Linked DNA regions of Homo sapiens: region 1 is linked to region 2. The links are chromatin loops, found by intact Hi-C in ENCODE. Cell type or tissue: heart left ventricle. All regions are shown on one strand. Links, peaks and the distances in the headings refer to the core of each region. The heading gives the core; the rest is flanking DNA. Region 1 overlaps SIGLEC14 (sialic acid binding Ig like lectin 14). Region 2 holds the start of SIGLEC6 (sialic acid binding Ig like lectin 6).

Region 1 (13,843 bases), core at 1,085-9,084, 100 kb after region 2:
CATTATGAAGGCAATCAAAGAAAATCAGTCAAAAATATAGGGAAAAAGTATGCAGGTGTAGCAGACAGGTAGACTATACTATTAACAAACATAGTATGCCATTTTTCTGAGTTGTCTCATATTTTGACATTTTAGATTTTGTGATTTGATGTGTTTTCTCAGTCCAAAAATCATCCTATGTGTGCCAAATTTTGTATTTTTGTATTTTTTTTTCTAAAGAGTCACAAAGACTCTCTTCTTAACCAAACTTATGAAAGCTCCTCTGAACCCTTTTTTCAACTAGGCTTTGTCCTTGGGACTGCCTTGTCCAGCTGTAGCAAGAATCCTGCTAAGTTGGTTTTGCAAGACTCTTGATATCTGATCGCCTTCACTATCTGATCAAATTCCCTAGCCCTCACCCTTGGTATCTGATCATGCTGGCCTGCTTTCAGCAAGAATCCTGTTAAGTCAGTTTAGAAAGAATCCCGGTATCTTCAGTGTCTCCTCTTAGTAGTTTTCCGTCCACTAACACACACGGCCAGCCTCCCTCACCTGCTGCACTATGCTTCTTGCCCATAAACCCCCCTGGTCTTTGCTGTATTCCGAGTTGAGCCTGACCTATCTCCATTATTGCACTAGTCTTTTTTTTTTTTTAATTGACTTCTGTTTTTTTCTTCTGAGACGGGGTCTCACTGTGTTGTCCCAGCTGGAGTACAGTGGTGCAACCTTAGCTCACTGCAACCTCCCCCTCCCAGGTACAAGCGATTCTCCTATCTCAGCTTCCTGAGTAGCTGGGAGTACAGGTGCATGCCACCATGCCCAGCTTATTTTTGTATTTTTAGTAAAGATGGGGGTTTCACCATGTTGGCCAGGCTGGTCTCGAATGCCTGACCTCAGGTCATTTCCCTGCCTTGCCTCCCAAAGTGTTGGGATTACAGGCATGAGCCACTGTGCCTGGCCTGCACTAGTCTTGATACCTGTCTCAGTCATCCTGAATAGTCAATGTTAACAGGTGTCAGAATAATTTTTTCTTTTTTCTTTTTCTTATTGCAAATTCTGAACTTTATTCCTCATTTGAACTGTGAAAGTAATTCATCATACCGGCTAGTAGGATCTAAAGATAAAGACTTGATTATGTAGGAAAATGGTATTTTTATCTTTATATTAAAATCTTAATATTAAATTCCCTCTCCTAAAATACATAGTATGGCTTCTGTTTTCACATCAGCCTTAACTAATTAAATCTCAAGAGATGAATAAGTGAGCATTGGGTGATTTCAAATCCCTTTATGATATAATTCATAGCCAACTAGAAATTCTCTTTAGAGAATTTCCCAAACAAGATAAAGGGTGTCTTCAGCAAACATCATATACCTAATGAAGTAGCTTCAGGTCCTAGCATAATAAGGCAATAAAAATAAGCAAAAGGTACAGCAATTACAATGAAATTTTAACAGAGGTCTTTATCAATGACATGACTGCACATATAGAAAAATCCAGGCTAAGCGTGGTAGCTCACGCCTGTAATCCCAGCACTTTGGGAGGCTGAGGCAGGCGGATCACGAGGTCAGGAGATCAAGACCATCCTGGCTAACATGGTGAAACCCCATCTCTACTAAAAATACAAAAAATTAGCCGGGCGTGGTGGTGGGCGCCTGTAGTCCCAGCTACTCGGGAGGCTGAGGCAGGAGAATGGTGTGAACCTGGGAGGTGGAGCTTGCAGTGAGTGGAGATCACACCACTGCACTCCAGCCTGGGCGACAGAGCGACACTCCATCTCAAAAAAAAAAAAAGAAAAATCCAAAAGTATATACGGATACATTTGAAGCCTTAATAAAATATTTGCAAGACAGCCAGAGATTAATCAAATTACAAAATCAGTTGTCTTTCCACATCACAGTAATAAAAATGGAATTTTATAAAAATGCCATTGACAAAAGCTTCAAAAATTATGATATAATTTATCAATATCAAAAAATATGATATAATTTTTGAATATATGGAATATATCTAACTATTAGAGATGTATCTAACAAAAATATGTATATGTCACCTCTATGGAGGAAATTATAAATCTGTATTCAAGGACATTAAAGATGTAAATAGGCTGGGCGCAGTGGCTCACGCCTGTAATGCCAACACTTTGGGAGGCCGAGGCGTGTGGATCACCTGAGGTCAGGAGTTCGAGACCACCCTGGCCAACCTGGTGAAACCCCATCTCTACTAAAAATACAAAAATTAGCTGGGTGTGGTGGCAGGCACCTGTAGTCCCAGCTACTCAGTAGGCCAAGGCAGGAGAATCACTTGAACCTGAGAGATGGAGGTTGCAGTGAGTCGAGATTGCACTATTGCACTCCAGCCTGGGCGACAGACCAAGACTCCGTCTCAAGAAAATAAATAAATAAAAAATAAATAAATCAAGATGTAAATAAACTGAAAAAGAGGCCATGTTGATGAGTTTGAGAACAATATTGTATGAATGCCAATTTTACCCAACAATCTACAGCATCAAAGGAATATGTCATACAATCTCCCGGGTGATTTTTGTGCAATTTGGTAACTCTATTGTAAAATTTATACTGAAGTAGAAATGTTCAAGTATGGTCAAGGCAACCATGAAGAACAATGAATGGCTTTGCAAGATAAAAAGATGTATCATAACATTACAGAAAATATGACCATTTCAGACGGGGCACAGTGGCTCACATCTGTAATCCCCGCACTTTAGGAGGCCGAGGCAGATGGATCACTTAAGGTCAGGAGTTTGAAAGCAGCCTGACCAACATGGTGAAACCCTGTCTCTACTAAAAAATAACAAAAATTAGCTGGGCATCGTGGCATGTGCCTGTAATCTCAGCTGCTCAGGAGGCTGAGGCACAAGAATTGCTTGAACCCAGGAGGTGGAGGTTGCAGTGAGCTAAGATTGTGCCACTGCATTCCACCCAGGGTGACAGAGTGAGACTGTCTCAAATTTTTAAAAATGTGAGAAAATAGGCCCATTTCAATGGTTCACACCTGTAATACCAGCGCTATGGGAGACCGAGGCAGAAGGATTACTTGAGCCCAGGAATTCAAGACCAGCCTGGGCAACATGGTGACACCCCATCTGTACAAAAAACACAAAAATTAGCTGGGCATGGGTGGCTCATGCCTGTAGTCTCAGCTACTTGAGAGGCTGAGGTGGGAGGATCACTTGAGCCCAGGAGGTGGAGGTTGCAGTGAGCCAAGATTGCAGCACTGCACTCCATCCAAGGTGACAAAGTGACACAGTGAGACCTTGTCTGAAAAAAAAAAGTGACAATTATGTATTGACCAAGTGGAACAAAATTGAGTGCCTGGAAATAGACCTCAACCACAGGAAACATCAAGTGTGATAGAGGAAGTGGCAAATAATAAATTTTTCTTTTTATTTATTTTGGGTTTTTATTTATTTAATTTTTTTTGAGACAGTGTCTCTGTCACCTAGGATGGAGTACAATGGTGTGATCAGGGCTCACCACAGTCTCTATTTCTCTGGGCTCAGGCACTCCTCTCATCTCAGCCTCCCAAATAGCTGGGACTACAGGAATGCACCATTATGCTTGGCTAATTTTTTAATTTTTTGTAGAGACAGGTTCTCACTATGTTGCCCAGGCTGGTCTCAAACTTCTGGGCTCAAGCGGTCCTCCCACCTCAACCTCCCAAAGTGTTGGGATTACAGGCATGAGCCACTGGGCCCGGCCAACTTTTCAAAAAATATCTGTGGGCAAAACTTAATGCAATCAAGTTTGCAGTAAGTTTGCAATGAAATTTGACTCCCAGCTCATGCATAAAAGTCAAGTACAGGTAGCTTGAAGGTCTAAATATGACAAAGAAAACAATAGAGCTGTTAGAAAATAATATAGCAGGAAATCGCCATGAATTTGAGGTAGGTAGGATTTCTGAGCAAAACATAAATAACACTATTTATTTATTTGTTTATTTTTATTATTTATTATTATTTTTTTTGAGACAGAGTCGTGCTCTGTCACCCAGGCTGGAGTGCAGTGGCGTGATTTTGGCTCACTGCAACCTCCGCCTCCCAGGTTCAAGCGATTCTCCTGCCTCAGCCTCCGGAGTAGCTGGGACTACAAGCACACCCCACCACGCCCAGCTAATTTTCGAATTTTTAGTAGAGACGGGGTTTTACCATGTTGGTCAGGATGGTCTCGATCTCCTGACCTCATGATCCACCCACCTTGGCCTCCCAAAGTGCTGGGATTACAGGTGTGAGCCACCACGCCCAGCCAATAACACTATTTATAAAGAGAAAGATTGAAAACTTGACCCCTGGCCCAGACACTGAGCTCTACCTCTCTGAGGTCTTGCCTCCACAGGACCTGCACATCCAAAGGTCTTTTCTCCCCAGGACCCTGACATCCTACTCCAGCTCCCATAAGCCATGCTAAGGAGGCTGATTCTCTCCATGTTTCTCTGGCTTCCAAAGGGGAAAACTGAAGGGCACCTGCAGAGCACCTGAAGCCCAGAAGTAAAGGTGACCACTGAGACAAGGAGTGAGGTAGCAGTCATGGGTCTCAGGTCCCTGAAAGGAGAAGGCAGCACCTTTTTGAGAGAAGGTAATGGGTGTTTCCTCTCCATTTGGCTCCAGGGTCCCTTCGGAGTGATGAGTAACTCCATGTGTGGTCCCACCCTCATCTCCACCTCTTGTTGCTCACTCTTGGAGAACTTGTGCCCCTGTCACTCTCACAGTGACTCCTTAGGTAAAAGGTTTATGTTCTACCACATCCTCTTAAGATATATCTCCCACTAACTCCCATCTGGAATCCCCCAGTGCTCAGAGAAGAGTTATTGTCCTGGGAGCAACTGAGGAGGTGACATTGATCTTGGGAATTCTATTTTTTATTTTCACCCTCTCTTTGTGATCGATCACTAGAGAACAGTTACCACGTGCCTGGCTGCAGTGAGTTTTAGGATTCCAGGATCCCAGGTGTAGGAGAATGTACAAAACATTAGGTCACTTGTTTCCTTGGGTGAGAGACAGAGATACCTGTAGGGCCAGCCCCAAACCCCACCTGGTCCTCTCAAGCATTTGTCCCACTCAACACTAGAGGCATCTCTCAAGCTGGAGATCCCAGATCTTGCCCTGGGACAGCTTCATTCCCCCAACCCCCATCCTCTGTGCTGTCTATTAAGTGCAAGAAACAAATGGGGTGAGAGAAGAGGAAATTGCAACCAGAAGCCACAAGATATAGACAGAAGGGCAGAAAAGGAAATTTCCCCACAGCCTCTACCAGGAAATCTGGGCCCCAAGGGCAAGGAAGAGGCCAGGCTGGCCCACCTCAGGGGCACAATGCCCATTCTAATAAAAGTAAAGTAACACAAAATACAGAATTGGATGTAAGAAGGAAAAAAAGAATTGAGGTAAAGAAATTACCATTTTCACATTCAAGAAGGGCTACAGAGTTTGCCTCAAGAGAAAAGTGTGTATATAGTTTATCACTACTTTGTTTTCAAATTAAACTGGTGATAATATTTTTTATTGAGGTGAAATTCAGACGAAAAAATTACTAGTGGTAATTTTGGATGTATAAACTTTTGAAGGATGAGGTGAAGAGGAAGCTAAAATGATGCTGGATAAAAAAAGGAAGATGAACGTTAAGGCTCCCCCTTGTGGAGGATAGAGAAAGCATTTTTAAAAGTTCTGGATTCAGTGGCAATGAGATGAGGATTTGGGGGATGACCTCTTGGACTCAACAACGTGGTACTAGGACACAAAATCCAGTGAAAGACTTTCTGTGGTGGGGATGAATGGTGAATTTTTGCAACACGATGTCTAGCATCCAATTTAACCTACTTCTTATCCTGAAGAGCCATTCCTTTCTGCTGCTCCCAAACCTTGAATGAAGAGTGCTACCCAAAATATACTTGTACAAAGTGCTGGGAAAGGCAGGAAAGAAGTCTTTGTTCTCACGTTTGGGGAAGGGATACCAGCTTGCATATGTCAATCACCCATCACCCTCAGGAACTCTCCCACATATTGTGGTAAGTTGGCAGCTTTGGGTTCTCTGTGATTATTAAGCATGAGAGATCCAGTTACTTTCTGGGGATCTTAAAATCTGAACAGGATGCAAGATTTGGGAATTACTGGTTTGTACCATCAAAACTTAAATCTGCTCTTAAACTCTTGGAATATATCAGCCTGGTGCAGTACAATTTTAACAAATTCAAAGCAGGAGAGGAGGAGCTGAGAACAAAGTTACAACCTGTGACTGAGTTGATGGTATGATAAATTGAGGCAGGAATTATGTGGAGGCAATTATGAAGGACTCCAACTAGGAGAGGTGTGGACTGAGAGAACACCCTGGTAGCTATGAAGTCTTTACTTTTGATTGGGCATCCATTGGATAGATATATTCAGCTTACATTTCTATTATATTTGATTGAAAGTGTTGACAAAAAAAAGTTTTATTTTGGTAAAATAATGCATAACACAAATTTTAACATTTTAACCACTTTTAAATGTATGGTTCAGTGGCACTGAATATATTCATCTTGTTTTACAACTGTCACAACCATCCATTTCCAGAACTTTTTCATCTTTCCATACTGAATCTGTGTACTCATTAAACACTGACTCTCCATTTCCTTCTCATCCCAGCCCTTAGCAAGCGTCATTCTACTTTCTGTATCTATGCATTTGACTATCTCAGTATCTCATATAAGTAGACTCTTATGACATTTGTGCTTTTCTGTCTGGTTTATTTCACCTAGCATAATGTCTTCAAAGTCATACACATTAAAGCATTTGTTAGAACTTCATTCCGTTTTAAAGCTGAATAAGATTTTATTTGATGCATACTACATTTTGTTTCTCCATTTATCCACTGATAGACATTTATGTTGCTTCCATGTTTTGGCTATTGTAAATAATGCTGCTGTGAACATTGGGGTACAAATATCAGACTCCCTGCTTTCAATTCTTTGGGGTATCTACTCAGAAGTGGAATTGTGGAATTGCTGAATTACATAGTAATTACATGCTTTGTTTTTCGAGGAATTTTCATACCATCTTCCATAGTGACTGCACCATTTTACATCCCACCAGCAATGCACAAGGGTTTCAATTTCTCCAAATCTTCACCAATATTTGTTATTATCTGGTTTTGTTTTGTTTTTTAATAGTGGTCATTCTAACGTGTACGAAGTGGTATCTCATAATGGTTTTGATTTGCATTCCTGTAATTATTACTGTTTATAAAATTGTATAAGTATTTATGTGTTGGAAATTATAAATTAGTTTTCAATATTTCAATATTGAGAAGTGTTAAAATAATATGAACTTACTCAACTTACCTTTCAAAATTGGAAGATCTAGCACTCCCCTTATGACAGTGATTAACTGGGGATGAACAAGAACTGCCTCTTTTACTTTGCCACACTTTCTATTCTGTACTTTGGTGGTTCAAGCTATCTCTTCCAATGAAAATTACCCAAACAATAAAGAGGGGAAAAACATAGGATGGAAAAGATAAATTGTCTCAGTCCATTTGGGCTGCTATAACAAAATACCTTAGGCTGGGTGATTTATAAACAACAGAAATTTATTTCTCATAATTCTGGAGGTCGGGAAGTCCAAGATCAAGGTGCCAGCGGATTCAGTGTCTGGAGAGAATTATTTGCTTCCCAGATAGTATCTTTTCGTGGTATCCTCACATGGCAGAAGAGGAAAACACACTTCCTTCTGTTTCTTTTATGAGAACACTAATCCCATTCATGAAGGATGGCACCATTATGGGTTAATCACTTTCCAAAAAGCCCCAACCTTTTAATACCATCACCTTGAGGTTTAAGATTTCAACATATAAATTTTGGGAAGACACACATTTCTATTATAGCATAAATAAAGTATATCAAGAGTTAAAGCATATAGAAAAAAAGCAAATATTGCACTCTCTTTGCTACATGCACTTAGGGAAATTAAAAGAAAAACACCTGAAGTTTATAAAAGTTAAATTCATGAAAAAGAATGAAGAAATTATAAAAGCAGCAAGACATAAACAGATATTGCCTTAAATGGAACCACAATAAGAAAATGATGACTGAATTGTCATGAGAAACTCACCCGCCCTCCAAAGTGGAATGACATCTCCAAAAGGTTAAAAGAAAAATGCAAAGCTAGAATTCTACATTTTGGAAAATTATCCTTCAAAACGAAAGAGAAGGAGTCGTGCTTTTATTATGAAGGAGTAAGCTCCTAGCAGAGTGAACTCACCACAACACAACAAAACAAACAAACAAAAAATCCTTACAAGTTATAAGCTTTGAATGGGGAAAAAAAACTACTTGGGAAATGGGATAAAAGAAAATAGATTCTGGAACGGGAGTCAATATTTGGGGAAAGGCACCAACAAGGAATAAATAGCTTTATTCCAATGGTAGGTCAGAGCTACAGTGCAGAAAGTGGCTGCTAAAATTCTAATACAACTCCTTCCATCTTTCTGGACTGAGAAACAAGGGATGAAGCCCAGGGCAACTAGGAACACTGAAACAACAGGTAACAATTCTGGAAAGGGAAGAGCTAGGGAAAAGGAACTCCAGCTTCTGAGTATAAATGCTTTCCATTTCAAATATAATGAGGTGAGGCTAGGACTTAAAGGATGTGAAAATGCATACTATGCAAATACTAGTCAAAAGAAAACTGGAATGGCTATGTTAATAGCAGACAAAGTACACTTAAGAGCAAAGAAAATCACAGGAACAAAAAGTGATGTTACATAATGTAAAACAGTTGATTCAGCCAACTGCGGTGGCTCACGCCTATAATCCCAGCACTTTGGAGGCTGAGGCGGGTGGATCACCTGAAGTCAGGAGTTCAGGACCAGCCTGACTTACATGGTGAAACCTTGTCTCTACTAAATACAAAAAAAACTAGCCAGGCGTGATGGTGCGTGCCTGTAATCCAAGCTATTTGGGAGGCTGAGGCAGGAGAATCACTTGTACCTGGGAGGCGGAGGTTGCAGTGAGCCAAGATCGCGCCATTGCACTCCAGCCTGGGCAAAAAGAGCGAAACTCTGTCTCAAAAAAAAATTTTTTTTAAGTTGATTCTTTAAGAAGACATGAGAATTCTTAATATGTATGCACCTAACGACAGAGTTTAAAAATACATGCAGCAAAAACTGATGAAACTGAGAGGAGAAACTGACAAATCCAACATTAGGATCAGAGACTTCAACATTCCTCTCTCAGTAATAGACTGAGCTGGTAGACAAAAAAGTTACCAGCTATAAAACTGAACACCATTGGACAACTATGTCTAATTGCCATTTAATATTCGTCCCATAACAGGGCAATACACATTCTTTCTAAGCACACATGGAGCATTCACCAAGATAGACCAGTGTCATCAAGCAAACTTAACCAATATAAAAGACTCTCACGGTTGGTGAAAGTGAAAGTTAGTTCAGCCATTGTGGAAGACAGTGTGGCGATTCCTCAAAGACCTAAACATAGAAATACCATTCGACTCAGCAATCCCATTCCTAGGCATATACCCAAAGGAATATAAATCATTCTATTACAAAGACACATGCATGCATACATTCACTGCAGCACTATTCACAATAGCAATGACATGGAATCAACCTAACTGCCTATCAGTGGTAGACTGGATAGAGAAAATGTGGTACATATACACCATGGAATACTAAGCAGCCATAAAAAAGAATGAGATTATGTCCTTTGCAGGGACATGAGTGGAGCTGGAGACCATTATCCTCAGCAAACTATCACAAGAAGAGAAAACCAAATACCACATGTTCTCACTTGTAAGTGGGAGCTAAATGATGAGAACACATGGATACATAGAGGTGAGCAACACACACTGGGGCCTTTCAAAGGGTGGAAGGTGGGAGGAGGGAGAGGATGAGGAAAATAACTAATGGGTACTAGGCTTAATATCTGGGTGATGCAATAATCTGTACAACAAACTCCCATGACACTTTACCTATGTAACAAACCTGCACTTGTGCCCCCTGAACTTAAAAGTTAAAAAAAATCATATCAAGCATGTGTATTTATTAAAATGGAACTTAAAAAGAAAGTAGTAACAATTTGTTTAAAAATAAAAAACCAGTAAAATCTGCAATCACTTAGAAATTAAACAACACACTTCTAAGCAATCCGTGAATTCAAAGGAAATCTCAGGGGAAAGAAGGAAATATTTTGAACTAATATAAAAATACAACATAACAAAACTTTTGTGGTGCAGCAAAAGTGATTAAAGGGAAAATGCAGAACCAGTGGATACAGAAGGCTGACTGTACGATATTAAAAGCAAAAAAAACCCCACCAAAACTGAGAATGAGCTATTGATACGTGTAACAACGTGGATAAACTGGGAAAACCACACTGAAGAAATGAAAGCAGACCCTAAAGCAAATATGTTTGGTTCCAGTTATACGATGCACAGAACCTGACAATACAGGTATTGCCTTCTTGTATATGGACAGAAGGAGAATCACTTGAACCTGGGAGGCAGAAGTTGCAGTGAGCTGAGATTTTGCCATTGCACTCCAGCCTGGGCAACAAGATAGAAACTCTGTCTCAAAGAAAAAAAAAAAAGACATAATTTTTGTCTACAAACTCTCACAGAGGCATTAAAGAGTAAAATCAGTTATGTTGTATTGTTTCATAAAAGTTTTACTTATTTTGTAACAATTGTATTGGATAATAATCACAATGAGGTAGAGTTTTAACTGGAAAACAAATGCTGCCTCTCTGTGCCTATATGGATAGGGAAGCTGAGGAGACCAGAAATTCAAGTGTTAAGAAGGTAACTTTTGGCAGCCAGGCACGGTGGCTCATACCTGTAATGCCAGCACTTTGGGAGGCCAATGCAGTGGATTGCTTGAGGTCAGGAGTTCGAGACCTGGCCAACATGGTAAAACCCCATCTCTACTAACATACAAAAAAAAAAAATTAACTGGATGTGGTGGCAGGCACCTGTAATCCCAGCTACTAGGGAGGCTGAGGCAGGAGAATTGCTTGAACCCCAGAGGTGGAGGTTGCAGTGAACGGAGATTGTGCCACTGAACTCCAGCCTGTGCAACAGAGTGAGACTCTGTCTCAAAAAAAAAAAAAAAAAAAAAAGGTAACTTTTGGGTAATGGGTAATGGGGGTATAAGACCGAAAGTACATTCCCTTCACAGGGCTGGAGATGGTGGATGGAGAGGGAAGAGAAGGGCAGGTGGAGAGGGGATGGGGTGCAGATGGGGATGCAGGTGTGGTGGGGCAAGACTCACAAGCAGAGGGGAATAAGTAGAAGGGGTATGGGGCAGGAAGGAAAAGAGGGGTAGTCAGTGGGATGTGAGCTTCCAGAAAGAAGCTGACAGTGATGTCCTGCATGTGTCCCACAGGGCTAAGTGTCCACACCTCAGTTCTGTCTTGAGCGGGAGGGGCTCAGCCAGGCCTCTCAGCCCTGCTCTGCTGGGGGCCTCCACACCTGCAGAGCCAACATGGGCCTCAGATCAGCACCAGCCACTTCAGTTCTAATTCCAGGTGGGGCTGAGCTGTCCTGGGGCAGGACAGCTCAGCCCCACCTGGAACTCAGGAGCTTCCTGGAGACAGGCAGTCCGGCTCACCTGGTATAGTAGATCCAGGTGAGGCCATAGGTGAGGAGGAAGCCAGCCCCCATGAGAGCCCCCCTGATCAGGGTGAGGACGAGGGGCCAGGAGCCCTGCTGTTTCTCAGTTACACATATGCAGGAAGAGGAGCTTCCTGGGAGAAAGGAGAAGGTAAGGTGCTGTTACCAGGCCTCAGTCCCTCCCACCAACCTGAATACCTCACCGGGCTGTCTACCCTCAGCACCTGTCCTGCAACTCACTCTGCACAGAAAGGATGAAGGACAGGTGCTGGGAGCCCAGCGGATGCTGAACCCGGCAGGTGAATTCCCCTCCCTCTCTAGCTCCTATGTTAGGCAGCTCCAGGGTCCCAGACATTGAGGTCTGGGAAGGATTGAGGGCTTTTCCCTCCCGGAACCAGCTCAGTGAGGCAGGGGGGTTGCTGTCAACTGTGCAGGCGAGGAACAGGGACTGGCCCTCCTGGATGGGCACCGACATGCCATTGCTCAGGATCCGCAGGGCTGGGAAAGAGAAGCACAGCCAGGTGAGTGGAGCTGGGAGGCCCAATTCTCCCTCATTCCTCCCACTGAGCTGCAAGAAGAAAGACAAGACTGTGTGGTGAGTGCTGAGAATGGGCTAGTCATGGGTGAAAGGATGAGGACTTGGTGATCAGGTCAGGCTACCAGAAAGAAGGTGGCTGAGCTGAGAAAAGACAGATGAGGAGGAGTTCTCACATTAAGGAGAAGTGGATGGGCAGCTCAGGTGCAGACGTGCCAAGAACTGAGACAGGCAGACGAGGAAAGAGGCTCCTAGATCCGCAACCTGTCAGGGAGGACCCAGAGCTCCCAAGACACGATAATGGAGGTAGAAGCAGGCTCAGATCTTTTGGAGCATTGGGTGCCAGATTGAGGGCCTTGGGCTTTATCCTGGAAAGCAAGAGGGGGCTATAAGCAAGGGAAACAGAGTTAGCACTGGATCTAGAAAGATCCTGCTGGAGCCAAGTAGGTCCCGGACTGGAGAGAAGTGGGATAGGAGGCAGGGAGGCTGGGAGGAGGCTGGGGCAATGGGCCAGGGTTGAGCACGAGACTTGAGCTGGGCCTGGAACCAAGGGGATGAGGAGGGAAGTGATGATTGGTGAAGTAAAGGTGTTAAGACTTGCGGACTCATGAAACAGCTGATGAGAAAGGGTGCTGTCTACAGCGATGTCCAGAACAGCCCTGGGATCAACAGGGAAGGAGGAGCCGAGAAGCATCCGAGGGAGGTGGCTAAATGTGCAGATCTGTGCCTCAGAGAAAGGGCTGGATATAAAGTTGTGGGAGGCATCAGGACAGGGTCAAGGAGAGATCGGATTACTCAGGAATGTGGAGGGGAAGAACTGGGTTCTGGGACAGAGCTGTGGGAGGTGGGAAAGTCGAAGGCTCCCAAAAAGGACGATCAGTTAGAGATGAAGCAGGGCATGCATCAGAGGACATCGGAGCAGGCAGAAATTCAAGAAAAGGGAACAGCGTGTCCTGAGTACTCAAACTCACAGAGACAGAAAAGTAGAATGGTGACTGCTCGGTGGCAGGAGGGGGAAGTGGAAAGTCGCTGTTCAGTGGGTACAAAGTTTCAGTTTTGCCAGATAAAAGGAGCTCTGCAGTTTGGTTTTGCAACAATGTGAACACATTTAACACTGCTGAACTGTACTCTTTAAAATGGCTAAGATGACAAATTTTGTGCTATGTGTATTTTCTCACAATGAAAAAATAAATCTGAAAAAGAGAGCAGAGAAAAGGGAGAAGCCAAAAGAAATACTAGGTCTGTTCGTGCAAGATCTTAGTGACTGGGATTGGGGGGTTGGGAGCAGGAAGGACCCAGACCCAGGGGCTGAGGGGTGAGGGAGGGTCTCCTCTCCCAATGCTGAACCCTGAGCTAATAGAAGGCTCCCATCACAGCCCCAGAGGGAAGAGGGTCTTTCCTACCTGTGCCTGTGCCATTTCTGAAGAAGATGCTGATGGCGAGGTTCTGTGGAGCATCTGGGATAGAAAGATACAGCACCAGCTTCAGAGGTGACAAGAGGGATGGGCGTGGTCCCGGGAGGGACCCAAGGAGGGGCCACAGAAACCCACCAGGTGGGGACCGCTGTCCTTCCTGCCCACACACGAGTTTTCCCTGGTTATCATTCTCTTTCTCTCTCTCTCTTCTACACACACACACACACACACACACACACCCCCCTCACTCCCACTGCCCTTGGGGACTCAGCTGTGTCCCCAGCACCACTCACA
Region 2 (16,406 bases), core at 4,842-12,841:
TGAAAACCAACAAGGAAAAGAAATGTGCCCTAGGGAAGCCAGATGATTGGACAACCCTGCTAGAGGATAAAAGTAGTAACTCTCCTCTCAGCAGTCTGATGGAACTGGGTAAACCAAATTTGATGTTCCAGGTCTGATAAGGAGAGGCCCAGTAAACACCTCAAACCTTCCGTTAGGACTCAAGAAGGGTTACAGATTAAAAGTAAGGGTCCGCTGGGCACAGTGGCTCACGCCCGTAATCCCAGCACTTTGGGCGGCTGAGGCAGGTGGATCACGAGGTCAGGAGATGGAGACCATCCTGGCTAACACGGTGAAAGCCCGTCTGTACTAAAAGTACAAAAAAAAATTAGCTGGGCGCGGTGGCGGGCACCTGTAATCCCAGCCACTCGGGAGGCTGAGGCAGGAGAATGGCGTGAACCCAGGAAGCGGAGCTTGCCGTGAGCTGAGATCGTGCCACTGCACTCCAGCCTGGGTGACAGAGTGAGACTCCATCTCAAAAAAAAAAAGTAGTAATATTTTAAAACTATCAAAAAGGCAAAAAAGGGAGATAAATATAAAAGGACAAATATAAATATAAAGCAGAGCAATCTGGTAGAATTAAACTGAGCCAAATCAATAATCACATTAAATATAAATGGTCTAAACACTCCAATTAAAAGGAAGATATTGGCAGACTTGATAAAATAGGTAGAATAAATGTGATATCTGTAAGACAGACACAATACATATGAAGGCACACATGTGTTAAAAGTAAGAGGAGGGAAAATGCATAACAAACAAGCACTAATATTAAGAACACTAGAGTGGTAATATTAAATCAGACAGTGTATTTTAGGAAAAGAAATATTACCAGAAATAAAGACATTTCATAATGATAAACAAGTCAATTCATTACAAGATATAAAAATCCTAAGTGCATATGCAACCAATCACAGAGCATGATTTAACAAAATAAATTGTAAAAATAAGCAGACAGAGAATCACTAAGGATATAGAAGGATTGAACACTAGTGTAAAATAACTTGACCTGATTGACATTTATAAAATACTACATCCAGTATCTTCAGAAAACACATTCTTTGCAATTGCACATGTAACATTCACCATGGTAGACTGATTTTTCATGTACTTATACTACCAGTTACTGAGATAAGAGTTTTTAAAAAATCGACTATGGAGTGTGCGCCACTCTAATGGAGAGGAGATAGAGTGGCAAATAAACATTAGCTCGCCAACTAGACCATCCAGAAGGACACGTTGACATTCATCAAGGAAGCAACATGACCCGGAGAGCAGAGAAGAATGAGACAAGGCAGCTCCCCAGGATTGGCATGGAGCCAAGGGAGGCTCCCCACGATGGGGAAACAGTGAGCAAGTGACAGCCCCCAAGGACCCACACTTCTGCCATGGACCTTTGCAGTCCTGGGCATGAGAGATCCCCTGAAGCCTCCAGACTGACATGGAGAGCTGTGCGGAGTCTGGGCAGGGCCACTGCTCAGGCCCATGTGGAGCCCCAAGGGCCTTGGACCTATGAGCAGCTGGGCACCAGGTGTCATAGCTTCACCAACAAGAGAGGCCAGGTTCTCTCACATGCTCTCAGGGTAGGGACCACATTTATGGTGCTGAGGAGCTGACAGATTGCATACCTCACCTCTGCTACAGCTCGCCAGAGAAAGCCCACTGGCCTGGGACCCCAGCATAGCCACCTCACCCCTGCCTGAGCACTTGGGCCAGTAGCAGCTCTCGACTTCTCTGGGACAGGGCTCCCAGAGGTAACAGACAAGTCTGCCATTTTTTCTGCCGCCACAGCTCCCACTCCTACTCCCCCGAGGCTGGAGAAGGAGAAAAGAGCATAAGGACTATCACTGGCCTCCAACACACCGGAACTGCTTTATGGAAAAGCAGCCAGACCGTATCAGTGTGGGTCCCTGCCCCTGTTATTCCTGACTGAGAAGGACATCCTGACCCGGGCCCCCAGCACAGCTGCCCTGCCCCCACCTGAGTTGGTGGCAGTTCTGTGTTTCTCTGAGGAGGATATCCCAGGGTCAACCCACAGGCTCTTTGCCATTGCCACTGCAGTGGTACTGCCCTTGATGTCTTCAGGCTGGGAAAAGAATAAAGACCTTGATCACTTTGCTGGCACCTCCAACACACTACAAGCACCATACAGAAAGGAGCCCAGTCTCGCTTCCCTGTGGGACCCCTACTCCCTGCTCTTCACCAGGCAGGGCCCCTGGCTGGGGCCTGCAGCACAGCGGCCCCACCCCTAGATGAACGTTCCCATTGGCAGTGGCTCTGTGGCTTTCTGGGGTGGAGCTCTCAGAGCAGCTGGCAGCCCCTCTGCCATTGCTGCTGCAGCCATGCTGCCCTTGCTGCCCTCAGGCTAGGGAAGGAACAAAGAGCCTGATTTATTTGGTGGAACCTCCAGCATGCCACAGCTGCACTACAGAGAGGAGCCCAGTCTCTCTTCCCTGTGAGCCTCCAACCGTTACTCTTCACCAGGTAAGTCCCCCTGCTTGGGCCCACAGCACAGCTGCCTCAACCCAGGGTAATTATTCCAATTGGCAGCAGCTCTGCATTCCTCTAGGATGAAGCCCCAAGAGACAAGGAAAAAGCCCTCTACCACTGGCACTTCCAAGGTCCCTGCCCCTGCTGCTCCAAGCTGGGGAGGAAACAAAATGCCTGGGCTCACCACGGGGCTGTAGTGTGCAGCCTGAGTGCCAAGTCAAGATCTGTAGCCAGCACTTGAGTGAGAGAGGAGCCCACACTCTCAGAGCACTAGGAGGGAGCATGGCTGCAAATGTGAGGAACTACAGAGGATTCATGTGGCTGAACAAGAGCCTACCTGCCAGCCATTATGCTTAAGCACCACCTATTGGATCACATCCAAACTTCAACACCAAAAATACTTTGCTAATATACCCCACTGTGAAACTAAGGACAAGAATTTAGCAACAAATAAAGATCGTGCACAAAGCGTTGGCCTTCTGAAAACGTCCAGAAACAAAGCCAACTGACTATACTCAAATGACAGCACAAGTAAGGGAACATGAGCCCACATAAATGAGAAAGAACCAGTGCAAGGACTCTGGCAAATCTAAAAGCCAGAGTGTCTTCTTACCTCATAATGACCACACTAGTTCCCCAGCAAAAGTTCTTAACCAGAATGAAATGGATAAAATAACAGACGAAAAATTCAGAATCTGGATGACAATCAAGATTATTGAGATTCAGGAGAAAGTAGAAACCCATTCCAGGGAATCAAAGGAATCCAGTAAAACAATTGAAGAGATGAAAGATGAAATAGCCACCTTAAGAAAGAACCAAACTGAGCTGATAGAGCTGAATAACTCACTATAAAAATTTCATAACACAATCAGAAGTATTAACAGCAGAATAAACCAAGCTGAGGAAAGAATATCAGAGCCCAAAGACTGGTTCTTCAAATTAACTCAGGCAGACAAAAGAACAAAGAATTTTAGAAATGAACAAAACCTCCAAAAACTGTGGGATTATGTAAAGAGACCAAATCTACAACTCATTGGCATCCCTGAAAGAGAAGGAGAGAGAGCAAGCAACTTGAACAACGTATTGGAGGATATTGTCCACAAAAATGTCCCCAACCTCTCTAGAGAGGTCAGCATGCAGATTCAGGAAATTCAGAGAACCTTGGTAAGATAATATATAAGACAACCATTCCCAAGACACGCAGTCATCAGGTTCTCCAAGGTCAATGCCAAAGAAAAAATATTACAGGCAGCTAGAGATGCCTGTAATATTGTAATAGTGATGAGCAGTAATGACTTTGGGTTGATTTGGGCTGTCTACTCTAGGGCTTGTGTCTACCACATTCCTTGTACTTAATGCACCTGACACAGACTAAGTTTTGTTCATTTCTTTTTCTCAATAATCAATGCCATAAGAAAAGACTAATATTCCAGGAAATATGATAATCTGACATATGAGGAGCATAAATACCCCCAGCAAATTAACTGGAGTACGTATTTCATCAGAACTATTAGATTCAGTTCCAAATGTTACTATTTTAAATTATTGAAATCAATACTTTTTAAATTATTACTGAGTCAAAAATTTAAAATGTCACATGTGGAACCGCAGGGAATGTCAGGTGTTAATGAAGAAATGCCTCAGGGTCCTTACTTAGGGCAGCATTCAAAAGGGATAATGCTGAATGGAAATTAAGGTCTCTGTCACTCACCCTGGAGCCTGAGACCATGACGGGGTTCACATCATCCGTGTTTTGCACTGGCTGGGCTGCTTTCTTCCTTCTAGTCTTCACTCTGAGGGAACAGCCCTAAGCCTTTCAGCCTGGTTATTTGGAGCCTCTTTCCCCAAAAGAAAACCATCTCCCCACTCCCTATGGAGAGTACAGAAGTAATTAAGAGGTCCAGGTGCTCACATGAGCCCAAGAGTTGGACCACGGTTTCAAAGAGACCCCTTGCTTGGTTCAGCTGGTCAACGGGGTAATTCACACCACCACTACCCTCCCTTTCCTCACTCTCGACTTTCCCAATCACCCCATTTTCCTCCACTCAGGTTTTCTGAGATTCTGCCACCTGTGTGCCCTTCCCACATGAAGTCTTTCTGTGCCTCCCTGGAGCCCACTCTCACCTGAAGATGAAGCAAACACAGAGGAAAACCAGGGTTGTGATGCTAGCTCCCCAGACTGCTCCCAGGACACCACCAGCCCTGCCTTCTGGTTTCCCTATAATTTGAATTTTAAGTGAACTCCAGTTCTAATTCCAGGACATCCTCCCAACAGCCATTCCTCTCCACCTTCCACTAATGTGACCACCCCCATCCAGGACTCAGTCACTCACCATTTCACTGCCCTGTGAACCCGGAACCAGCCTCTTCTCTCTCCATGACTCCCCCTTCCCCCAACTGCAAGACTGAGGACGTTGTGCCCCCAGCCACTCTTGTCTGGGCCTTGGAAACATCTTCTCCAAGCTTCATTTCTCTGGAGCAGTTAGGGGTTGAATTATGTCTCCCCACAATTCCTATTTTGAAGTCCTAACCCCCAGCACCTCAGAGCATGACCTGATTTGGAGAAGGGTCATAGCTGATGTAATTAGTTATAATGAGGTGTTCCTGGATCAGGGTGAGCCCTAATCCAATATGACTGTTGTCCTTATAAAAAGGGGAAAATGTGGGTCGGGTGCAGTGGTTCACACCTGTAATCCCATCATTTTGGGAGGCCAAGGCTAGCAGATCACCAGGTCAGGAGATCGAGACCATCCTGGCCAACATGGTGAAACCCTGTCTCTACTCAAAATATAAAAATTAGCTGGGCATGGTGGTGGGCGCCTGTAGTGCCAGCTACTCGGGAGGCTGAGGCAGGAGAATCTCTTGAACCCGGGAGGTGGAGGTTGCATATGTCAGATTACCATGTTGCAGTGAGCCAAGATCGCACCATTGCATTCCAGCCTGGCAACAGAGTGAGACCCTCTCTCAAAAAAAAAAAAAAAAAGGGAAAATGTGGACACAGACGCACATGTGGACACAGACACCACCATGTGAAGATTAAGTCAGAGGTCGAGGCAATGCTTCTTTAAGCCTAGGAACGCCAAAGACTCCCAGGAAACCACCAGAAGCCAGGGAAGGAGCATGGAAGAGATTCTCTCACAGCCTCAAAAGGAACCAACTCTAACACCATACATGATCTTGGACTTCTGACCTTGAGAACCGTGAGACAATAAATCCCTATTGTTTAAGTCGTGCACTTTGAATTACTTTGTTATGGCAGCCCTAGCAAACTCATACAAGGACCCAGGCTTCTCTTCCCCCAATTGTCACCTCTTAGCAGACTCCTGACCTGGCAGCAGCTGGGACAGAGCTGCTCTGGGATGTTCTGGGCCTCAAAGCTGAGCCTGAGACTTGAGCTGAATCCCTGGCAGGGGCTCAGGGAGCTGTTGACCAAGGGTCCGGCTGGCTGGGGGTGACTGTGAAGGAGCCATGGCTGCTGTTCCCATCCCTCCAGAATCTCCTCCCCAAGCTGCCAGTGCAGGGAGGAGCCACTGCAGTGTGGACTCTAAGCCTCCCAGAGGTAGGAGGGTCCCAGCAGTTGTGAGGGGTCTGGGGAGGGAGGACAGGACTTAGCAGGGGCCTCTTCTCTGAATACTATGGAGCTCTCGCCCAGCTGCCCACACTCTCGCGCACCTCCCCCCACACTCACAATGCACAAAGAGACTCAGAGAGATTTGCAGGGAGCCCAGAGGATGCTGAGCACGGCAGGTGAAATCTCCTTCTTCTGCAGACCCTACTTGAGGCAGCTCCAGGACCCCGGTATTGGAGATGGGGGTGGCGTTCAGGGCGGGGAAGCCCTGGAACCAGCTCAGGTGTGCAGGGGGGTTGCCGTCAGCATCACAGAGCAGCCGCAGAGCCTGGCCCTCCAGGACAGGGAGGGACGAGGTGTTTTGCAGGATTTTGAAGGCTTTGGGGAGAGAGGTGTAGAGAGTTAGAGATGGGGTATAGGGGCAAAGCACTGGTGTCCCTCTCCTCCTGTGGGGTCCACACTAGCTCTGAGGAGGAGACTAGTAAAGTGGGGGCCTCAGGTCTTCAGAAAAGCCCAGACCATTTCCCTGGAGCTGCCCAGGCTGTCCTGCAGAGAGTGGAGCAAGGGCTGCGGACAGCGTCGTGGCAGACAAGTGCCATTCCTGGACCATGGAGACGCCTGAGGCAGTAGGAAAACAAGCAAGAGAGAAGAGGGAGTGCGAGGGGTGTGGCAGCTCCTGCCGAAGAGGCGACAAAGGCTGGGGGTGAGCAAAGATTCAGTCCAGGTCTTTGAAGTCTATGGAGGCCTTAGTCCTGGCTTCTCATATTGATCCCCGTTAGTCCCCACTCTGCTTCCATCTGGCCCTGGAGAGAACAGGACTGGCTGGTTCCTACCTGCGCTGTTTCCTTGGAAGATGCTGATGGCCACTTTCTGTGGAGCATCTGGGGTGGAAAGAGGTGGCCGCCTCAACATCCCTGAGGAGGGATGGTAGGCATGGGGCCTTCCCCTCAGGAGCCATGAAAACAGGGAAAGGGGCTCTCCTCTTTGGCAACCAGGTCCCCAACTTTAAGCTCTGGCTCAGCCCTGCCCTGTCCCCCCACACCCTCAGGGACCCGGGCGTCCTGGCCCAGCACTCACAGGAGACATTGAGCTGGATGGTTCTCTCCATGGTCACACCGGCTCCAGGGAACGTCACCTGACAGGTGAGGTTGGTGCTGTGGTCCTGGGGCCGTGGGGTGATTGTGAGCACCGAGGACTGGGTGGTCCTGGGGCCCAGGGAGGTGGGGGCAGCTGACATCCAGGAGAAGATGGGGGGCGTCCCCTGCTCACAGACCCAGGGCACAGAGCAGGTCAGATTGCTGGGATGGCCAGACTCCAGGGTCCCTGGGATGGAGATGTTGGGCCTGTGGGTCAGGGCTGGTGAGGAGATGGGGACGCAGGATCAGGATGGAGGTCTGAGGTTTCACCCAGGGGGAAGCCCAGTCTCTGGTCCAGCTCCTTCTCTGAGCCCAACATGCTTAATTGTACCCGCCTCCCAAGACGGGGCTCCCGTCCCAGCCCTGCCCTACGGCCCCCATGACCTTCCCCTGTGGCTAGTCCTGGAGCTGGTTCCTTACCCATCACACGCACAGAGAGCTTGGAAGATGTATAACCGTATTTCATCCATTTGGACTTCAACCGAAAGAAGTATGCAGCATTGTCCCTCCTCCGGGCATCTCTGATGCTCAGGGAGCAGTTCTTCCTTCTGGGATCCCAGAGGAGGTGGAATCGGCCCCGGGTCTCCTCCTGCACTTCTTCGTCTGGGTCGTTTGTGGCCACTGGAACATCAGCCCCTTCCAGGAACCAGTAGCCATAACCATAGTACGAGGCTGGAAGGGTAGTGGGCAATCTGCAGGGTACGAGGACGCACAGACCCTCCTGCACCGTCAGTGACTCTGGCCCCTCCAGCTGGAATCTCCGCTCCTGAGCCAGGGCCCCTATGGAGACATGAGGGTCAGCTCGGCCCAGCCCCACGGCACCTCTCCCCTGGCCCACTCACCTGCCCACAGCAGGGGCAGCAGCAGCGGTAGCATCTCTGAGGCGGAGGCTTCCTGGGCTCCCTGCATGAGCAGAGAAGGGGAAGGGAGTGGAGGGGAAGGACTGCGGGGAGGAACGGGTGGCTGGGGAGGAGCGCGTGATCTCGGCTGTTCACAGAAGAGGAACTGCGAAGCCACAAGCCCTCGGAGCTCCACTCCCTCTGCACAGAGCAGACGGAAACTTTGAGACCCAGAGACCTGCCCAAAGAAGAGCAGAGGAGAAGAGACTGTGTCCCGCCTCCCACCTCGGGGCTTCCTGTGAGCAACAGAGCCCGGACCAGGGCCTCCCGGGGCATCTGAGGAATGCGAAACCTGTGTCCAAGGCCCTGCCCACCTGAGGTGCTTTTCTGTGCACCACTGTTTACACCTGGGAGCTGGTCACTCCTGGCCCCAGAGAGTCACAGCCTCATCCCACGCCATGAGAAAGTCAGTCCTGCAGGATATAGGATTCTGTAGGGTCTGTGGGAGTGTCTGGGACAGTGAAAGGAAGAAGGGTCCCAGGTGCAGTGTGGGTGATAGCCACTCATTCATTCACTCATTCATTCATTCATTCATTCATTCACCAAAGACATAGTGAGCATCTGTATGTAGGTCGGGCTGGAGAAGAGATGCCAGGGACCTGGTCCCTACCCTTGAGATGATCCCCATCCATAGCTTCCCATCCTCAGCACACACCCTCACTATCTAGCTTTAGAGCTGTGGACACTGGTGAGTTTGCCAAGTGACACAGTAGAATGCCAGATATTTTTTAAAACATGAGTATGGAGGTTTTTCCTTGACAGCTAGTACGCTGATTTACAAAATTTCAATGACATCTCCAAAATAAGAACCATGCAACATCTTCATGTAAATCAAAAAGGACACATATTTTATGAACTGCAGTGCAGAAGAAACTTCTTTTGAATTAATGTTGCCACTCAGTGCAGTGTGGACTGGAGAGATTTTTTTTTAGGTCCTCATCATAGAGATTAGCAATTTCTTTCCTGTGAAAAATCTGCTTCTCACAGTTAAATGTGGCACAAAAGACATATTTCTGGACAACGTGAGCAGAATATCCTGACAAAATTAAAATTTTTAGGTCTAGCTCACATGGTTTTCTATTTTCCTCTGTGCAGTATGCATCTGGCAAATCTCTAATACCTATGAGGTATTAGAATTTGCCACCATATATTTGTAAATTTTTTTATTTCTACAAACTTAAGGAGTAGATGTAAAATTTTTTTGCATGTATATAATGCGTAATGATTATGTCAGGATATTTAGAGTGTCCGTCACGTGAGTGCAATACATTCTTGTTAACTAAAATCACACTATTCTGCTCTCTAACGCTGAATTTATTCCTTTTAACTGTATGTTTGTAGCACTTCACTCACTTCTCTTCATCTTCTGTCCTCCCCCATCTGACCCTTTCCAGTCTCTGTTGTCTATCTTTCTACTGTCCACCTCCATGTGATAATATTTTTTTAGCTCCCACATGTAAGTGAGAACATGCAACATTTGTCTTTTTGTGTCTGACTTATTTCAATTTAGATAATGAATTCTAGTCCCATCCATGTTGCTGCAAATGACACGATTTCATTCTTTTTTATGGCCAAATAGCATGTATACTATATTTTCTTTATCCATTCATCTGTTAATTGACACTTAGGTTGGTTCCATATCTCTGATATTGTGAATAGTGCAGCAAAAATCATGTGAATGCAGGTATCTCTTTGATGTATTTCTTTCTTTCCCTTCGGGTAGATACCCAGTAGTGGGATTGCTTGAGTGATCGAATAGTAATTCTATTTTTAGTTCCTGAGAAATGTCCATAGTGTTTTCAAAAGTGGCTGTACTAGTTTAAATTCCCACCAACAGTACAGAAGAGTTATCTTTCTCCTCATCCTTGCCAAAATCTGTTATTTTTTGTTTTTTTAGTAATAGTCATTCTGACTGGGTAAGACGGTATCTCATTTTGGTTTAGATGTGCACTTCTCTGATGATTAGTGACGCTGACCATTTTGTCGTATTGGCTGTTCTTATGTATTCTTTGAGAACTGTCTATTCCTGTCCTTTGCCCACTTTTTACTTGGATTATTTGCTTTTTCCTGTTGAGTTGTTTGAGTTCCTTGTATAGTCTGGATATTAGTCTCCTGTCAGAAGAATAGTTTGCGAATATTTTCTCCAATTCAACAGGTTGTTTCTTCACTCTAATTATTTCTTTTCCTGGCAGAAGCTTTTTGTTTATTAAGTCCCATTTGTTTATTTTTGTTTTTGTTGCCTGTGCTTTTCAGAACTTAGTCATAATTTCTGACTCTTCTGACCAATGTTCAAAAGAGTTTTCCCTAGGTTTTCTTGTAGCTGTTTTTTTTTTTTATAGTTTTGGGTCTTACATTTAAGTGTATGATTCATTTTGAGTTTTTTTTTAATATGGTGAGAGAGAAGAATCCAGTTTCATTCTTTTGTGTGTGGGTATACAATTTTCCCAGCACCATTTATTGAAGAAGGTGTCCTTTCCTCAATATAAGTTCTTGTCAGTTTTGTTGACAATCAATTGGCTGTATACATGTGGCCTTATTTCTGGGTTATATTCCATTGGTCTATGTATCTATTTCTATACCAATATCATGCTGTTTTGGTTATTATAGCCTTGTAATATACTTTGAAGTCAGGTAAAGTGATACCACCAGCTTTGTTCTTTTTTCTCCGGATAGCTTTGGCTATTCAGGTTCTTTTTGGATCCATATGAATTTTATAATTGTTTTTTACAATTCTGTGAAGACTGACATTGGTATTTTCATATGGATTACATTAAATCTTTAGATTGCTATAGACCAGTGTGGGCTTCTTAACTATCTTAATTCTTCCAGTCATGAGTATGGGATGTTTTTCCATTTGTTTGTGTCATCTTCAATTTCTTTCATCAGTGTTTTTTAGTTTTTCCTGTATAGATTTTCACCTGGTAGGTCATTAAGAGCATATTGTTTAATTTCCATACATTTGTCTTGTTTCCAGAGTTCCTCTTGGTGCTGACTTGTTGTTTTGTTCCATTGTGGTCTGAGTATACATTGAGTAAATATTGATTTTTTTTTTAATTTATAGAGACTTATTTCGTAGCCGAATATATGGTGTATCCTGGAGAATGTTTCATGTACTGATGAAAAGAATATGTATTCTGCAGTTGTTGGGTAGAAGTTCTGTAAAAGTCTGTTAGTTCCATTTGGTCTATAGTGTAGTTTAAATGTGATGTTTGTTTGTTGATTTTCTGTCTAAGTGATCTGTCTTACTGAGAATAGGGTGGTGAAGCTTCCCACCATTATTGTATTGCATTCTATCTCTCTCTTTAGATCTAGTAATATTTGCTTTATAGATATGGCTGCTCCATTGCTGGGTGCATATATATTTAGAATTGTTATATCCTCTTGCTGGGTTGATCCCTTCATCATTATATAATGACCTTCTTTGTCTTTTTCTACTGCTCTTGACCTAAGGTCTGTTTTATCTAAGTATAGTTACTGCTGCTTACTATTGGTTTCCATTTGTGTGGAATATCTTTCTCCATCCTTTTACTTTTGGTCTATATGTGTCTTTTCTTAAGGTGTGTTTCTTTAAGCTGCACACTGTTGAGTCATTTTTAAAATCCATTCAGCCATTCTATATCTTTTAAGAGGATACTTTAATCCATTTACATACATGGTTATTATTGATTTGTGAGGCTTTCTTTCTGTCAGGTTATTAAACATTTTCTTGTTTTAAACATTCGTTGTTTCTTTCCTTTTATCTTATTGTTTGTCCTTGTGATTTGGTGGATTTCTGTAGTGGTACCATTTGAGTCCTTTCTAGTTCTCATTTGCATGATTGCTTTACCAGTGAATTTTTTACTTTCATATGTTTTCGTGATGATAAAATCATCCTTTTGCTTCCAGGTTTAGGACTCCTTTGAGTATTTTTTCCAAGGCTGGTCTAGTGGTAATAAATTTCATCAGCATTTGTTTGTCTTGGGATGAATCTATTTCTCTTTTATTTATGAAGAATAGTTTCTTTGCATGTTCTGTGGTGGCAGTTATTTTTTCTTTTAGCACTTAGAATATATCAGTTCCTTCTTTTCTGGTGTGTAAGGTTTCTACTGAGAAATCTGCTCTTAGTCAAATGGAATTTCCTTTAGAGGTAGCTAGATGCTTTTCTCTTGCTATTTGTAGAATTTGCTCTTTAACTTTGACTTCACACAGTCTGACTATAATGTGCCAAGGAGAAGACCTTTTGCATTGGGGATCTGCCCGGGGATCATTGGGCCTTCTGTATCTCTATACCTAAATCTTTTGTTAGACTTGGGATGTTTTCATGTATTATTTTGCTGAGTAGGTTTTCCAATATTTCTTTGTTTTTTCACCCTTAGAGATACCAGTAATTTATAAATTCCATTGCTTTTTGTTGTCCTAAATGTTATTAAGGCTATGCTCATTATTTTTTGTACTTTTCCCTTTATTTTTGTCTGACTAGATTATTTCAAAAAACCTGTCTTCAAGTTCCAAGATTCTTCTGCCAGATTTAGTCTATTATTGAACTTTTCAAATGTGTTTTGCATTTCCTTCAATTAACTATTCAGTTCCAGAATTTATATTTGGTTATTTTAAAAAATATATATCTCTTTGATCATTTTCTCATTTATACCCTGAATTGTTTTTCTGGTTTCCATAGTATTGATTTTCAGAATTCTGTTGTATCTCACTGAGCTTCTTTAACATCAATATTTTGAATTCTTTGTCTGGAATTTCAAAAATTTCTTTGTGATTAAGATCTATTTCTGCAGAATTCTTGTGTTCCTTTCCTTGCTGTTTCATGTTTCCTGTGTCCTTATGTTAAAATCTGTGCATCTAGTATAACAGTAGCTTCTTCCTATTTTTTAATTTACTTTCATAGAGGACATTTCTTTTTTTTTTCATGGTCCAAGCATGTGGTGATTTTTATTAAGAATAACTTTGGTTCTAAGAATTCCACTCTCAATTCTTTAATGCTTTCTGTTAAAAACAATTATACAACGGCAAATACAAAAAATATTAAATTATGAAAACCAATCCATTAAGGCTCCCTTTATATATAATATACACTCAAACAAGTCAAGATTTTTCAGAGTAGAAGAATAAAATCAACTGTTATAGCTTAGAAAGCAACACTACTACTATGAGACTATAAAACATTGAACTACTTTAAGAAAATCACAATGTGGAAAAATGGAGCCTTTTTTTTTATCAAAAAGTGGCTCAAAGCACAAAACTGCTCAGATGTTCAAGGGTCCCAGGGGTTTGGGCTGCACAGTGTTAAGGGGAGAGAGGAGACTGACAGCCTGTTTGAATCAGGCTTGTGAGCCCAGCCCATCTGACAATTTCAAAGAGCTTCTCTGCCTAAACATTCCACCGTTTAGTATAAGACACCACTTTACGCTATTTACAAGTCTCCTTTTGGCCAGCCTTTGTATTATTAATTACAAATAATTCTGCAGATTTGAGTGAGATTAGGAAAGAAATGCTTTCTTAATTAACTTTTTTTTTCAGTGAACAATTAATTCTAGTTAAGCTCTAGGAACAGAATTGGTCCTTATAAAGGAGCCTATCAGGGCCCTTGAGAATACGATCAAGTGGCAGAATTGCTTTGAGAATACGGATTTCAAGATCTGACATCTAGTTAGATAAAAAGATATGAGCCAGTCCCGAATAGAAGACATTTCTTGAAAATGTATCTACGTTGCTTGTTTGGTGGGGTGCTTTGGCTTTGATTCTGTGTATGTGCAGTAGTGTACTTTCTGTATATTTCTTTGACTGTAAACAGCATTAGTGATATGTGTGATTTCTTTGGCTAGTTGGAGCATGGTTATTAGTGGAGAATATGGTAAAGTTGTGCTAGGGACAGGGATGCTGAGCGGGAGAGTCTTCAGGTCCCCAGCTTTGGCATCAGTGGGCTGAGCATCTATCTTTTTGCCCCAGGGTGGTATATGCTGGCTTCTCTGTTGGCAGTTACCAGTGGGTTGATTCTTGGGCTTTCAGGTTGCTCATTTGGATGCTCATAGTAGCACCAATGGATCAAGCAATTGTGTGGGTTTTCAGGCCCCTGGGCAGCCAGCATGGCATTGACAATAGCAATAGCATGGGCAAGATGATTCTATGAGTCCCAAGTGATGTGCATTAATGTTGGTGCTGGCTGCAATGGGCTGGACAAGACAGCCTTTGGACCCACAGTTGGCACTTGCAGGTAGGCGCCAGGCAAGGTAGTAGCAGCCAGAAGTTTAGATCCAACCTCAAGCCCCCAGAAGAAGTGCTCAGGTGCCCAAGGTAGTGAATTGGGTCGAGCAATCCGCAGGACCCTGGGCTATGTGCTCTGTCTCAGAGCGGGAGAGGTGAGGTGAAGCTGAGCTAGATGGGTTTGTGCTCAGGTCCTCAATGTTGACAGCAGGCACTCGTCATTGTGGGCAGGGTCAGAGCAATCGTCGGGTCCCAGGCAGAGGATTACTGAAGAGGGTAGGGCCATCTTGAGTGGTCATAGCCTGGGTCAGTTGAAGGTGGCGGAAGAACATATGTCCCTTTCACACTCCAGTCCTGGAGGGGCTCGACACCCCCCCTCACCCTGGTTGCTGGAGCTCCCATCTGGCTTGCAAACAAGTTCCAATGGCAATTTGTGCCCCTCTTGCATCCTTGTCTCAGATCCTGGCAGTGCTTGCTTCACAGCCACAGCTGACCAAACCTTGCTCACTTTCTAGCCCCACCTGCAGGAGCACTCCTGGTTCGATCTCCTGTCCCAGCAGCAATAGCTTGAGTTTCTGTAATGCCCCAGTTTCAGTGTCTCTGGGTCCTTGAACAGCATACAATTTCCAGAGGACAAGCTTGAAAATGCTTAAGTGTCAGAAAGGTGTGGAACCCAGCAGGAGTTCCCTTCCCGGAGTAGTTCTGTCCAATGGTGTCCTGACTCTCTATGTTAGTTTCATAGGGTTGAGTGCTTCTCCCTTGGCCAGGATTGCTGAATTCCGCCATGGAGATGTGGATGACTGGAAATCCCTAACTCAGTCCTTTGTGCATGGGAAGTCACTCCCAGCTCCCAGCCAATCCCAGCCAGGGAGGCTGCCTCTTTTCCTTCTCCTTCCCTGTTTTTGATGTCCTCTGCCACTTCTCTGGTGGATTCCAGGATTTTCCCTTGGATAATGTAATTCGACTGTGACTGTCTATACATTACTCTGGTTCTTCTAAGTGGAGGAGGCAGGCATGAAATGCTTCTAGTTAGTCGTCTTGAACTACACTACCCTTATTTGAACAATTTTTAAACACAGTAGTATCTAGATAAATATTCATTCATCCTTACTAAAATAAGAGAGCTAGTTTTACCTTTATTTGATATATAAGTAATTGAGCCACCAATAAGTATAATACCTGTCCTAGATTATCTTTTAAGTAAAAATGTGGCACATAATAGAAAATTCAACGAAATTTGTTTTAATAGTAAATAAAGTTATATCATGCTCATAGACTGGAAGGTTAAATATGAAGTTGTGATTTCTCATTATGTTTCTTTAATGAACTTTATTAGGTATAATTTTATAGTTTAATTTGGAATTTATTTTGCCTAAAAGAGTTCCAGTGAGAGAAACATTTTGACATAACAGTGAAAACAAAATCCCTCATACCTTAAAATTAAAATTTTTGGATATTTGTACCATAAGCTTGCCCGGCCTGTAAGAAGCATCATTTCTACTAGAGATTTCTCACCAAGAATAAATTAGGTCATTTTCATGAGGAAAACAAACAAAACTCTTAGTCATAACTTTGATCCATGTTCAATCTCCTCAACAAAGTTTTGTGTGCATTATCTCTGTACTAGAGATGTGAATTTTTAAAATTAGCAACACATATTTTTAATATACCTAAAGATATTTCCTTATTCCTTCCAATAATTATCAATAAAAGGAAAGGCAGGTATACGTATTATTATTATTAGATCTATCAGCTTAATTTTAATTTCTAACTTATATCTTTATCTAAATTGCTCAGTTTAATAAAAATAATTTAATGGGTTAAGACACTGCCTTCAACTGGGTTTTAGTTTAGAGCAGGAGACAGACCCTACGTGAATATTTAACGTTGCATCTGGGCACTTTTTCTGACCTATGCCAGTTTGCCAACCAGTGTTTGTCCAACATACAAAGATAGGCTGCATATACTCAGAAACTGAATTACTGAGATTTCAACAATATACAAAAGTCATTTCATATGCTCAAACTTTCCATTTATTCTCTTATTTAAGGAAAAGTGTGCATTGTTAACAGAAAAACAGGTTCTTGTGCCAGCAGGCTA

What was found. Hi-C counts contacts between places; a loop is a spot of excess contacts. Peaks named below come from ENCODE experiments on the same cell type or tissue, not always from the same donor. Only the 100,000 strongest peaks of a DNase experiment are listed, where the experiment ranks them.
Region 1: a loop joins it to region 2, with 2.3 times the contacts of the local background. A loop is called at or near these places in 2 of 110 quality-filtered maps.

What each region holds. Positions count from the first base shown.
Region 1 is chr19:51,631,940-51,645,782 of GRCh38, forward strand. SIGLEC14 (sialic acid binding Ig like lectin 14) reads right to left here. Exons shown (of 7, transcript NM_001098612.3): 3 at 13,843; 4 at 13,538-13,591; 5 at 11,840-12,097; 6 at 11,598-11,733; 7 at 7,539-11,458. The coding sequence ends at 11,416. Among named protein-coding and RNA genes, the nearest start is that of SIGLEC14, 8.0 kb to the right of the region's middle. In heart left ventricle, for the core only: a CTCF peak has its summit at 5,630 (motif pointing left); no DNase peak of the experiment used is centred there.
Region 2 is chr19:51,523,528-51,539,933 of GRCh38, forward strand. It overlaps SIGLEC6 (sialic acid binding Ig like lectin 6), which reads right to left and starts at 8,143. Exons shown (of 8, transcript NM_001245.7): 1 at 8,055-8,143; 2 at 7,633-7,992; 3 at 7,154-7,432; 4 at 6,910-6,957; 5 at 6,197-6,454; 6 at 4,633-4,726; 7 at 4,220-4,301. The coding sequence starts at 8,121. In heart left ventricle, for the core only: no CTCF peak of the experiment used is centred there; a DNase peak (open chromatin) is centred at 8,228; H3K27me3 peaks cover 3,232 bases.